2 separate regions of the Homo sapiens genome follow, and region 2 is linked to region 1. A link is a loop called in an ENCODE intact Hi-C map of the cell type or tissue named here. Cell type or tissue: PC-9. All regions are shown on one strand. Each heading gives the region's core, and the rest is flanking DNA. Links, peaks and the distances in the headings are about the cores only. Region 1 overlaps LOC124909489 (a long non-coding RNA gene). Region 2 overlaps LOC124909489 (a long non-coding RNA gene).

Evidence for each region. Hi-C counts contacts between places; a loop is a spot of excess contacts. Peaks named below come from ENCODE experiments on the same cell type or tissue, not always from the same donor. Only the 100,000 strongest peaks of a DNase experiment are listed, where the experiment ranks them.
Region 2: a loop joins it to region 1, with 5 times the contacts of the local background. A loop is called at or near these places in 3 of 110 quality-filtered maps.

Annotation. Positions count from the first base shown.
Region 1 is chr3:44,102,883-44,108,263 of GRCh38, reverse strand. LOC124909489 (a long non-coding RNA gene) reads right to left here. Exons shown (of 5, transcript XR_007096256.1): 3 at 4,137-4,207. Among named protein-coding and RNA genes, the nearest start is that of MIR138-1, 8.6 kb to the left of the region's middle. RefSeq lists an enhancer at 3,253-3,412. In PC-9, for the core only: no CTCF peak of the experiment used is centred there; a DNase peak (open chromatin) is centred at 3,143; H3K27ac peaks cover 1,676 bases.
Region 2 is chr3:44,046,182-44,051,562 of GRCh38, reverse strand. All of the region lies in intron 2 of LOC124909489 (a long non-coding RNA gene), which reads right to left. Among named protein-coding and RNA genes, the nearest start is that of MIR138-1, 65 kb to the left of the region's middle. RefSeq lists an enhancer at 5,341-5,381. In PC-9, for the core only: no CTCF peak of the experiment used is centred there; DNase peaks (open chromatin) are centred at 3,102 and 3,572; H3K27ac peaks cover 2,816 bases.

The sequences.
Region 1 (5,381 bases), core at 84-5,083:
GTGCTACTGGAACGTCTAACAAATAGCCTTATCATGAGTTGAGCATGTACTATGTTTCTGTTACCAGCCTGGATGCTTCACATTCATTATCTTCTTTTTTTTTTTTTTTTTGAGATGGAGTCTTGCTCTGTCGCCCAGGCTGGAGTGCAGTGGCGCGATCTCGGTTCACTGCAAGCTCCACCTCCTGGGTTCATGCCATTCTCCTGCCTCAGCCTCCAGAGTAGCTGGGACTACAGGCGCCCACCACCACATCCAGCTAATGTTTTGTATTTTTAGTAGAGATGGGGTTTCACCATGTTAGCCAGGATGGTCTCGATCTCCTGACCTTGTGATCCACCCACCTCGGCCTCCCAAAGTGCTGGGATTACAGGTGTGAGCTACAGCACCCGGACCATTATCTTCTTTAATTGAAATAGTACTGTTTTACCAATTTCTCACTTAAGGAAATGGAAACTTTGAAATGACAATTAGCTTACCCAAAGTCATAGCTAGCAAGTGGCCATAGAGACCAGGAGCTTTCCAGGCTACAGGGCTACACAACACATCTTTGGTGTGATGCCATTTCAGCTGCTAGGCATCAGAGTCGAGGGTGGACCTCCTGAATTACCAACTCTCTTTGTCATTTATTTTTTCCAAGGTATAGCTATGCCACATGGAATATTTTCCTCCTCCTTTTATTGTTTTGATGAATCCCATACTCAGTTTTTAATTTTTCTCCCGGGGGAGGATGTAGCAAAAAACAAGACTTCTTTTCTGTAAAAATTAGGAAATTCCAGCATCTTAGCACATTTCATCGGGTGTGCTAAGAGTACTCTCTCGCCTGCCAATTATAGAATTAGCTGCAAGGACCCCTATCTAGTCTCCATACCTCCCACTGGTCTATACATCCCAATTCTAACCCTATATATCCCAATTCTGCTGCACTGATCTTAATCTACTTTTCATTCACCAATCTCTTGAATATAATCAGTTTGCTAATTAAAACATGATGGAATCAAGCTATTTGCAAAATTAGGAGTTCTGACCCTCTGGCCTCTGTGGCCCAGGTGAGGTCCTCTGAGACACATACATGTGTTGCCTTGGCGAGAATTCATGCTGAGAAGACAGTCCATTCATCTTAGGTCTTGCTTAACTAGCAGAATGTAAACATCTTTGAACTTTGCTTACTGGATAAAAGGCAGCAAGCATTAGCTTCTCATTAGCTTCCCACTGCATTTCCTCCTGCAGGATCAATCACACATCCAGCCCAGACACGTGGCCCCTGCTTGTAATTAATCTTGGAAAGGCGTAGCTCTTCTGTGGATGGATTGCTGTATTTGAGCGCGGCTTTCAGAGGGGAGGGGTAGGAGAAATAAAGGCTGGAAGCAGAATAATAAGCACCAGTGTTTGAGAAGTCTGCTCTGTGCCCTGTGCTGCAAGCAGCTTTTTTTAATGGTTGATTCACTGCCAGAAAATTTGCTTTTGCCTGAACGCGACTTAGCATCAGGGAGGGAATTTATGATTTCTTCTTTTCCACAGTGTGAATTTCATGCCTTAGTTAGTTGCGTTTTTTTTTTTGGCCAAATTGAAGTTGTCTAAATCCTATATTTTGGGTGGTTGTAGAGTTATGCTCCATACTCTCTCAACCTGTCTGAGGGATGGAAGTTCCTGGATTCTTCTATTCACAAGGATTTAACTGTGACACTTGCATACAACTGAAAGAGACCTTCTTTTGACCTTGTTCTCAGAACTCTGCTTTTCTAATTCTTATTTGAATTTTAAATGCTTTAAGGTGGTTGGATTTTTTTCTTTTTTAAAAAATTGTGGTCATCTCAGTTACCAGGCTGGTAGAGGGCAGTTGGGAAGGCAGTAATAACAAGGAAGTGAAGATCCCATGAGTATTGATCATCAGAGATGGCTAGGACTTGAGGCACTAAGGATTGTCACCTCCTTGCCTTTACTGAATAGTATTTGTTGCTATTTTGGAAACCAAATTGCAGAAAAACCTTTACGGAAACTCAATTTACACAAAACCCACCTAAGGAGTGACGTCCTCAAAAGCTCTAGGAGGACTGTGTGAAAAGGCAAGTTTCCTTGCTGCCCCGAATATCATGTGTGAGACACACTTCATTTTAAGGGCCATGCCCATTATGTAAAAGGAGGTGCATCTGCATTTATCTCCGAAAAGGGATTTCTTCTGACAAAGCATTTCCCTCCCCTGCAAGCCTTGAAAGACATATAGACAACACGAGGATTAAGATATATTGACAATGGGAGGATTATTTCCTTACCTGGTATATGACAAATGCCTACTAATAAGTGAACGAGACAATCCTGTCTCCATTTTCTCTCAAATGCCCTGACCTTGTGGTCAGTACTCATGGGGTTACTGACCTCGCTTATCCTGCTGCCTGCCCAGGACCCTGGGGACAAACCATCCTGGCAAGCCTGAGACTGCCCGCCCAGACAGAGGGGGCCCTTGGGCTCTGCCCACAGGAGCAGGTAAGCCGTTCTCACTTCCTCTTGCATGCCCACCTCTTTTGCCTCAGCTCTTGCATTTCTGTTGCCGGAACTCAAAATGCTTTCTTGTCAGACAAAATGTATATTTGGAAAGTATATTTGTTGGAAAACTTGACTGGCATTGAGACCTCAAAGGCCTGGCTGGGCATTTCTGGTTAGCAGCAGAGACCTAATTTTTCTTTTTGAAAGTCCTGCTTCCTCCCCACAATTCCTGGCCTTGCAGCCCTGTGAAATTTCCTAGGCTGCTTCCCCTTCTGCCATGATTGTAAGTTTCCTGAGGCCTCCCCAGCCATGCTTCCTATACAGACTGTGGGACCGTGAGCCATTTAATTCTCTTTTCTTTATAAATTACCCAGTCTCATGTAGTTCTTTATAGCAAAGCAAGAACAGGACTAAAACAATATGTTTATATTCTCTTCTCTCCAGTAGTTCTCCCAAGAAACTCTCTCTTAAAAAATGCAGCAGCTAATAGAGTTTTGGAGGAAGAAAACCCTTTAATGAAACATGATTTCCTAGAGTAGCAGTAAGGGGAAGTTCTGCTTCTGAACAAAATGAGTTACCTCAACACCACCACAAAATACTCAGGGAAAGGTAACCAAGAACAGGCTTCTGAGAACGAATGAGTCACCCTCTCTTACACTCTGCAGCCTGAGCTGGGAGACACTGGCACACACATGCTGACACCGGCAATGACTCACTTCAGTCTCACCTCCAGACCTGTCAGATCTCCTGGCCATTATTTAGAGAAATCACTAGCAAAATTGAAGGACAACTTACAAATCCAAATCACCCTATAGTTCTTAACCAACTTCTAAGGGCTGTGAGCAGTCGCCTCATGGGGGGGTCCTCTCCCCAAACTCTAGGCTGAGGCACAGAGGTTGACATGAATCTTCCAGAATGTCATTATTGGAGCAGCTCAAGGATCCACCTCTGTTCGCCCCTGAGGGAGACACAGGTGAGCTGGAGCTGGTGAATTCTGGAACTCTGGCTCTTTGTACCACACCTCAAAAAAGCCTCCAGTCCTGGGGTTAGGGGGCAGCTTTCCTGCAAATGGATGTGCTCACATGCCTGGGGAAGGGGCTTATTCAGATGCACAAACAGGAAGAACACGAAAGTGGGAGAGACCAAGGCAGGGGACAGAATTCAAGGGGTCCATGCAGCTTTCTTGGTAACACTTTTTAAAAAATTATTTGTGCAATTATTTACTGACATAACTGAATGAGGAATGCTTAGAAAAATATCCCTGAGACTTTGCTCAAAGTAAAACACTTCCATAACCCTAGGTATTAAATTTTAATGTTGACACTGAAAGACCATATTCTGAGACAGTGTCTGAAGCACAGACAAGAGCAAAGACCCCTTCCCCATGGGAAGTGAATCCCAGGGAGAGGGTGGAGAGGGGCAGGGACATGAGTCATGTCTCCATGCCCCAGAGCTGACCACTCCCCTGACTTTGCTATGTTCTACAGCCTTGTAACGCTGTCCAGTGCTCACTCTGGGCTTGTTTTCTTATTGCTAAGATGGAAATAACAATACCCTTGAGCCTCAAAAGCAGACCATCATGTGTCTGGCCCAACGCCATGGCTACAGCAACTCAGAACCCAATCATATGGCACAGAAAAAACCTACCTACTGACCTGTTGGTGCTGCTGAGCCTCTCCATCCTTGTTCTGGACAGAAACTGAGAAGTCCAACCTCATCCTTCATTCTGCAAGAAATTTTCAGGAATCAGTCACTCTCTTGTCACCTTAACTTCAAGGCAAACCTTTTCAGACTCAGAAAAAGCAAACTTGGGACTCAGTTGAACTTCATAGGGACCATGAAAGATGGTCCACTATATAATGGACCTGCCGTCTTAACCCTGGGCTAAAAAACTGTGGGTGGGGGTGGGTGGTCGAGGTTGGGGGGGAGGGTGTGGTGGGTGAAGAGTTCTGCCTGCCTGGGCACTCACTGCTGGATTCTCCCTGCACTTGCACATTCTTTAACAAAGTGACAAGGCACAGCTAACATTATCATGCACCCTCAAGTGCCTCTTAGTTCACTTCACGCGATGCTTCTAGTGACATGCTTTTATGAATCTTTGAAGCATAGGTGGTGAGAGGATGAAGATTTTTCTGTTTTAGGGCTCGGTGCTCTCAGACTGTGTGTTTGTGACACCATCCTTCCCTACCCCCCTCTCCCTCCCATTCTACATCACTAGAAAGAAAAAAAAAGGGATGGGATACTCTTTAGACAAGCATCAAGCCCACAACTTAGCTGATGTCCTTCCTTTGTTCCCTACTCCTGAGGGCTAAGGCAATAGCTACAGACCTGGGGGCAGGAGAAGGGGGACTTTCACGTGAAGCTGAAGAGACGGGTGAAATGAGAAAATCTTTAGCAAAGCCCATCTTCTCAGCTGACGATATGGTTGCACTTCAGTTCTCCTTGTCCTTGAGAGGCAATAAAATGGGATGTGAAAAGATGGGGAATAGGTCAAGGTTTTGTCCCCATCTTGCAGATGGGGGAAACTGAGGTAGTGGAGCTTAAAGCAGCCAATTAACCTTTATGAAACTACAGGTTGGTAGGGGCCATACATATTTAGCAAACATCTTTAGCTTTCCTTTGAAACTAATGCTTTTTATTTTCTTGACTCCTATGATGGGTCCAGACCAGCAAAGTGAAGATGAGCAAGTCAGCTCCTCCACAACATTGATTCAAACTAAGTTGGCAGGGGCGTTAAGATGAGCACACTGCACTTGAGGAGGTCTGAAAGGGGCTCTTGCAGGGACACTCTGGGTACGTGGGAGAGAAGGAGAAAGCTCAGCAACACACACCTAATGATTAGATGACAGTTTCTCCATCTGTAAAATGGGATGACATTCTCCTTGGCTGGTAGAGGGAAT
Region 2 (5,381 bases), core at 162-5,161, 57 kb after region 1:
GTCTTGGCCTTGCAGGGGGATGAGCCAGGGACCAGCAGGGTCCCTCAGGCAGGTAGGGGTGAGGGTAGAGAACTGGCATGGGACCTAGGCAGGATGGGTCTGCAAAACGCCTAAATGTCCCCCAGCATGGTGGAGGGCTTTGTGGCTGGGGAACTGATTAAAGTGGGATGGAGTAGATGGTAAAAGAGGAAATGTGTTCGTAGTTTTTCACCAGGTTGGTGGGGCTGCAAGGCAGTTGCTCTCTACACTTCTTGTCTGTCTCTAGAGCACCTGGCCATAGAGAATTGGCTCCTTGCTGGGCAGATACTGCTCTGGATGTGTGATGCAGGTCCAAGGGATAGTGGAGGAATGGTGGCTGCTTGAAGCCCATCTTAAACAGGGAGCTCCCACAGGGCCCCAGTTACCCTGAACCACAAGGCAGAAGTTTTGGCCTGAAAACATTTAATTGCAGACTAAACTCATTTGGATAAACAGAGGTCTCCAGTTTCTCCCTCTGTGGGTGTCCTGTGGTCACCATTTCCTTTGCTGTCTTGGGGTAGGGAGGGATTAGGAACCCACTGATAAATTAAACCCAAGGGTTCCCATCAGTGAAACTCAGAGCTAAGTCCCGGGGAAGGGGAGGCTGTGCCATTTTCCTTGATGGGCCTCTCTCCAGCTCCTGCCCCTCCTCCTCTCCCGGCTTCTTCTTCGATCTGTGCTGAGACCTGACACGCAGCTTCTCTGACCCTTGACATGGGCTGGCATCCCCCACAAATCTGAATCTTCCCCCTCCTCCTCTTATTACCTGGAGCAAAGAAGAGCTCAACAATTGATTTTAAATGTGTTATCATCGGGGTCCAGTTTGCATTTACTTGGTTTCTTTGAAATTCAGAAAAGACACAGTCTTCACCCCTTTAAAAAAATCAAATTTCATTTTGGATCACGCCTCCATTTGCTTCTCTGTAAAATGAAGGTGGGAATCAGCCAGGCAACTCCATAAGATACCATGCAGCTCTAAAGCTGATTTCATATCCCACACCCTGCAGCGGCTTATTAATAAAAATGTATTAACACTGACCTAAAGCTCAAGACGAAACACATTTCCACAGCCGCAGATGCGTGGAGCTTGTTGCATCAGCAGCGTTGTGCAGACAGTGAAGGGTTTGTTGGGGAATTATATCAGGCTCCCACCAGGGCCTCCTTGGCTCTGTCCTTTGTACCAGTGACAGTGCAGATGTGCTGACTGGCGAGGGGTGGAGTGAGCAGCCACATCAATACTGGAGATGTCTGAGGATGTGTTAATGACTGATTCAGAGCCGTCAATGGCACCATGGAAGGCCCTTTGTGATGGTCCCAACCCGGGGTAGGGATATAAGGACCAGCAATGAAGGACCCATTTCAATTCAACAAAAATGTATTGAGGCCTCACCAGGTGCAGGACACTGCGCTCAGCTTGGGGAGAGGCCGGCAGAGAGGGACAGAAGACAGACAGTGGTGTCAGGGCTGCAGCTCAACAGTGCTTAAGTCAGCTGAGCCCCTGGCATCGCACTGCACCGATTGAACAGCGAGGTTCTTTGCACACCATTGTTCCAGCAAGTCAAACGACTTACTTCTAAAGGTGGGGGCTGTGCCCTTTGAAAGTCCCAAGAAACAAATGGGCCCACTTTGGCTTTCTGCTCAGGATGGCCTGTTCTGCAGCACCTCGTGCTGACTGACTGCCCCTCTGTGACATGCGGCAGTGCGGATGTCACAGAAATGTAAAAATGCCCAGAGGGTGCCAATGTCCCCACCAAATGCTCTCTTCTCTACACTCCGGTAATCTCCACTTAGCGTGGTCCACAGAGCGCACATGTAGACAGACGCCCTTCCACCGTTAGCTCTTACATTTTCACATGTGAATCTCAGTGGTTGAATGACACGTTGATTTCTGAGTGGACTAAAGTTGATATTTGAAATTGGATTAAGCATTCCAACCTGTAAGAGTTAAGTCATCCTTAAAGTGTGAAGACTGAAAAATAACATTGAATAAAATTATAGATAAAATTCCTTTAAAAGCAGGAAAAATCTGACAAGAGCCAAAAGGGACTTTATATAATGATATGTAAAAATATTTATTACAAGGAAATAAAATAAAAATATCTACTTATTTACTCTAGTTTTAAAGAAGTTAGAGCAAAGACACAAGTTGGCCAAAATCATCAATTTTATCCCCAAATCAAATCCTCTTATAAAAACTATTACCAGAAGATCTCTGTTTAACATCTCTAAGCCCCGGTCAATACTTTGATGCCATCATGTTCTAATACAAGTGATGAACCTAGAGAGTCTCCTGGAATTTGCTGCTGTGGGGTTTAATCTGTATTAAAGTTCTTATCTTTGATGGAGAAAGGTTTGTGGGGGAAGCCCTGATCAAACCCGACAGTTCTGCCTACAGAACACCAATCAACTCAGTGCTTGGATCTGGAAGACATTTCACAGAACTGCAGAGTTTTTGCACTACTGAAATGACCTTGAAAACCCAGGCAAACAGGCTCCAAGGTAGAAAAGGCATCTTCCATTTGGGAAAGAAGAAATGCTTTGGCCAGACATTGCTCAGAGGTCAGAGGTTCATTTTTGGTAATCTCAGTTAAGTCCCTCACTAACAGGACCCCTCACCAAGGTGCTGTGAAGTCCCCAGTGGCTGGCTTCAAGTGTTGGTGGGGTAAGACCTTATATTGGTAGGTTGCCTGTGGGGTGACAGATTGAGAGCAGGTCATCACTCCCACCTATGCCCATGGAAGACATTACTAATCAATCAGATGCAACCTCAAACCTCCTAACACTGATCTCAGGCAGCAACTCACTTCTGCACACCCTACTGTGACAAGGAAAATCCCCCAGGCCAAACCCAGAAAGCAATTTCCTCATCAACAGCTTTTGGACCACAAGCCTAGGGTCACCGCTAAAGAAAGTCAATTACAAAAGCTTTGTGCTTATAGGTAGCATTCAGAAGTCTGCCATTAGTCATGTTTAGAATTCCAAGAATGGACTTGTATGAAGAAGGCTGGCTCAACAAACTTGGTAAAAATACCAACAAAACCCAATACACTGGGCCCTTTGTTTATCTGGGCTGTTCATACAGAAATGTTCCAATTCAGAAGTATTTACAAAGAACTGAAATGACCATTCACCAAAGACCTCTTGGGTTGCTCTAAAGTGATTAAAATGGAGGGACTGGCCACTAGAGATGACTGATAAAACTTGAATTATTTGCAAGCCAGAACCTTCCTGCCAAACTGCATTCCACAGATAACTAAGGAAGTCACACAGGGTCTAAAACTGCTTGTGTGGTGGCTGGCTCACCTCCTCGACCCCCGCCACAAGCCTCCCTTGGTTAATAAAGGTGGAACCCAGAGACCATTCTGAAGACTGCATAAGACCCTCCTACCCCTTTGATCCGGGGAACCTGATGCTTAACAGAGGAATGGGCATCTGAAGCTTTCCACAAACATGTCCATGCTGTTAACTGAACGGTATATAAAAAATGTGGATGCTAACAATACTTTTGGACCCCAGCTAGGTTGCAGAAATCTAGCAAGGTTTCTCCAGGTCCTAAGCCCTCCCCTATGGAGATGGAGCAGGTTTCACTGGTTACAGAGAATCAGCAGTGGACACCAGTAATCAGAAGATATCATTCACAGCCAGATTTTTTAGGCACAGTGCTGTATCACACAGTAACTTGAAACTAATAAGAGGTAATAACGTGTTAAAATTTTAAGAATAAGATTGGCTTCTAAAAATATCATTGCCAAGTCTACCCATATAATCACATCCCTTGCATTCCGACGAGCCTGCTGGAGTGGGAAAGGGGGTGAATTTTGGTGACTGCCAGGGAACTGCTCATGGTGGGCAGCCTACTTTGTCTATGCCATGGCCCTTAGTGGTTCCCATTAATCGTGTCCTATTAATACTGGTGGCAGTTACTAAGTACCTTCATGCTTTATTTTCATATCCAAGATGTTTGTTCTTAGTTTTGTTGGAATCAAAGGATACCCATGGAAGTTTATTTCACATGTCAATATTACCTAGTGCCTATGTCTGTGGTGGGGGTAGAGGGACAAGAATTTTCTCTGAAGCAGTCAGAATTCTTTTGATGGAGAACTTGGAACTGGAAGAAGTAGGTCATTGCTTGGCACAGCTGGTTACAGCTCAGCCTGGGGATCCTAAGGTCCCACCTGGCTGGGAGGACTTCCAGGTTCAGGTCAAGTCTATGCATCTTTCAAAGCCTTCTCCTCTCAATATGGTTTTCTCAGGTGTTTTTAGTACAGAAAGGAGAAGGCACTCCTGGTCTACCTGAATCATGGTGCATGTGGAGGCTGTAGTTCTGCCTGCAAAGCAGTTGGGTTTTTGGATTTACAAAGCAAGTGCAAGCAACAAGGGCAGACTTTCCAGGGGCTGAGTCTCAGAACTAAGAGGTCGAACCACCGAAAATGACCTTCACAATCATGAATCTATTGTCTTATTCTCACCCTTTGACAAGGAAAAATACACAGTGAAAAAAACTGGATTATAAAACACTGTTCAACATAATCATAATTTAGTAAACCAAAAATGTATGCAAATACTTATAGAAAGAATACTGAAACAGCAAAATATTAATGGTGGTCCCTTTGACTTTCTCCCTCTGCCATTTTTGGATATAGAATGATAACACTAGCTGTGTTGTACCCCCTTCAGGAAGTTCTTCACTCTATTATGCACATACAGAGGCTAACAATATACGGAAAATGTTACATCTCACACCCTTAGACTTCTGCAGGAAATAACCCAAGGGCTACCAAGTTCACACCAACATACCATACAATGCTGCAAGGAAGATTATCATACTTGATTGTAAAATTGATACTTAGTTTGAAGCCCTCTTAACATTTTCATCCATTCCACCAAAAATTAATCTTCTCTGTTCTATATTAATGGTGACTGGCTAACAAAGGAATCTCTACAATTGATTATAAAATTGATACTTAGTTTGAAACCTCTTAATATTTTCATCCATTCCACCAAAAATTAATCTTTTCTGTTCTATATTAATGGTGACTGGCTAACAAAGGAGTCTCTAAACTTGTTTGAGCACATGACCTCAATGGTAAAAGAGACTAATCATAACACAGACTTACGCATATTTATTCATAAAGTGGGTGCATGTATACTTACATGTTAAGTCCATTATCAAATGTATGAGAATGGAACTGTTCTAGTCCAATGGTCTGTATTTTTCCTGTACCACACTGGGTTATCTTGTGTGTGCCTGACTTTGGAGATCTAGAGTTTAAACACCAGAGAGAAAAAAGTGGCCAGCATAATATGGCTGATGTTAATTTGCTACCTGGGAGGCTTCCTGGGCAGGGATCCAGAAATCTCCA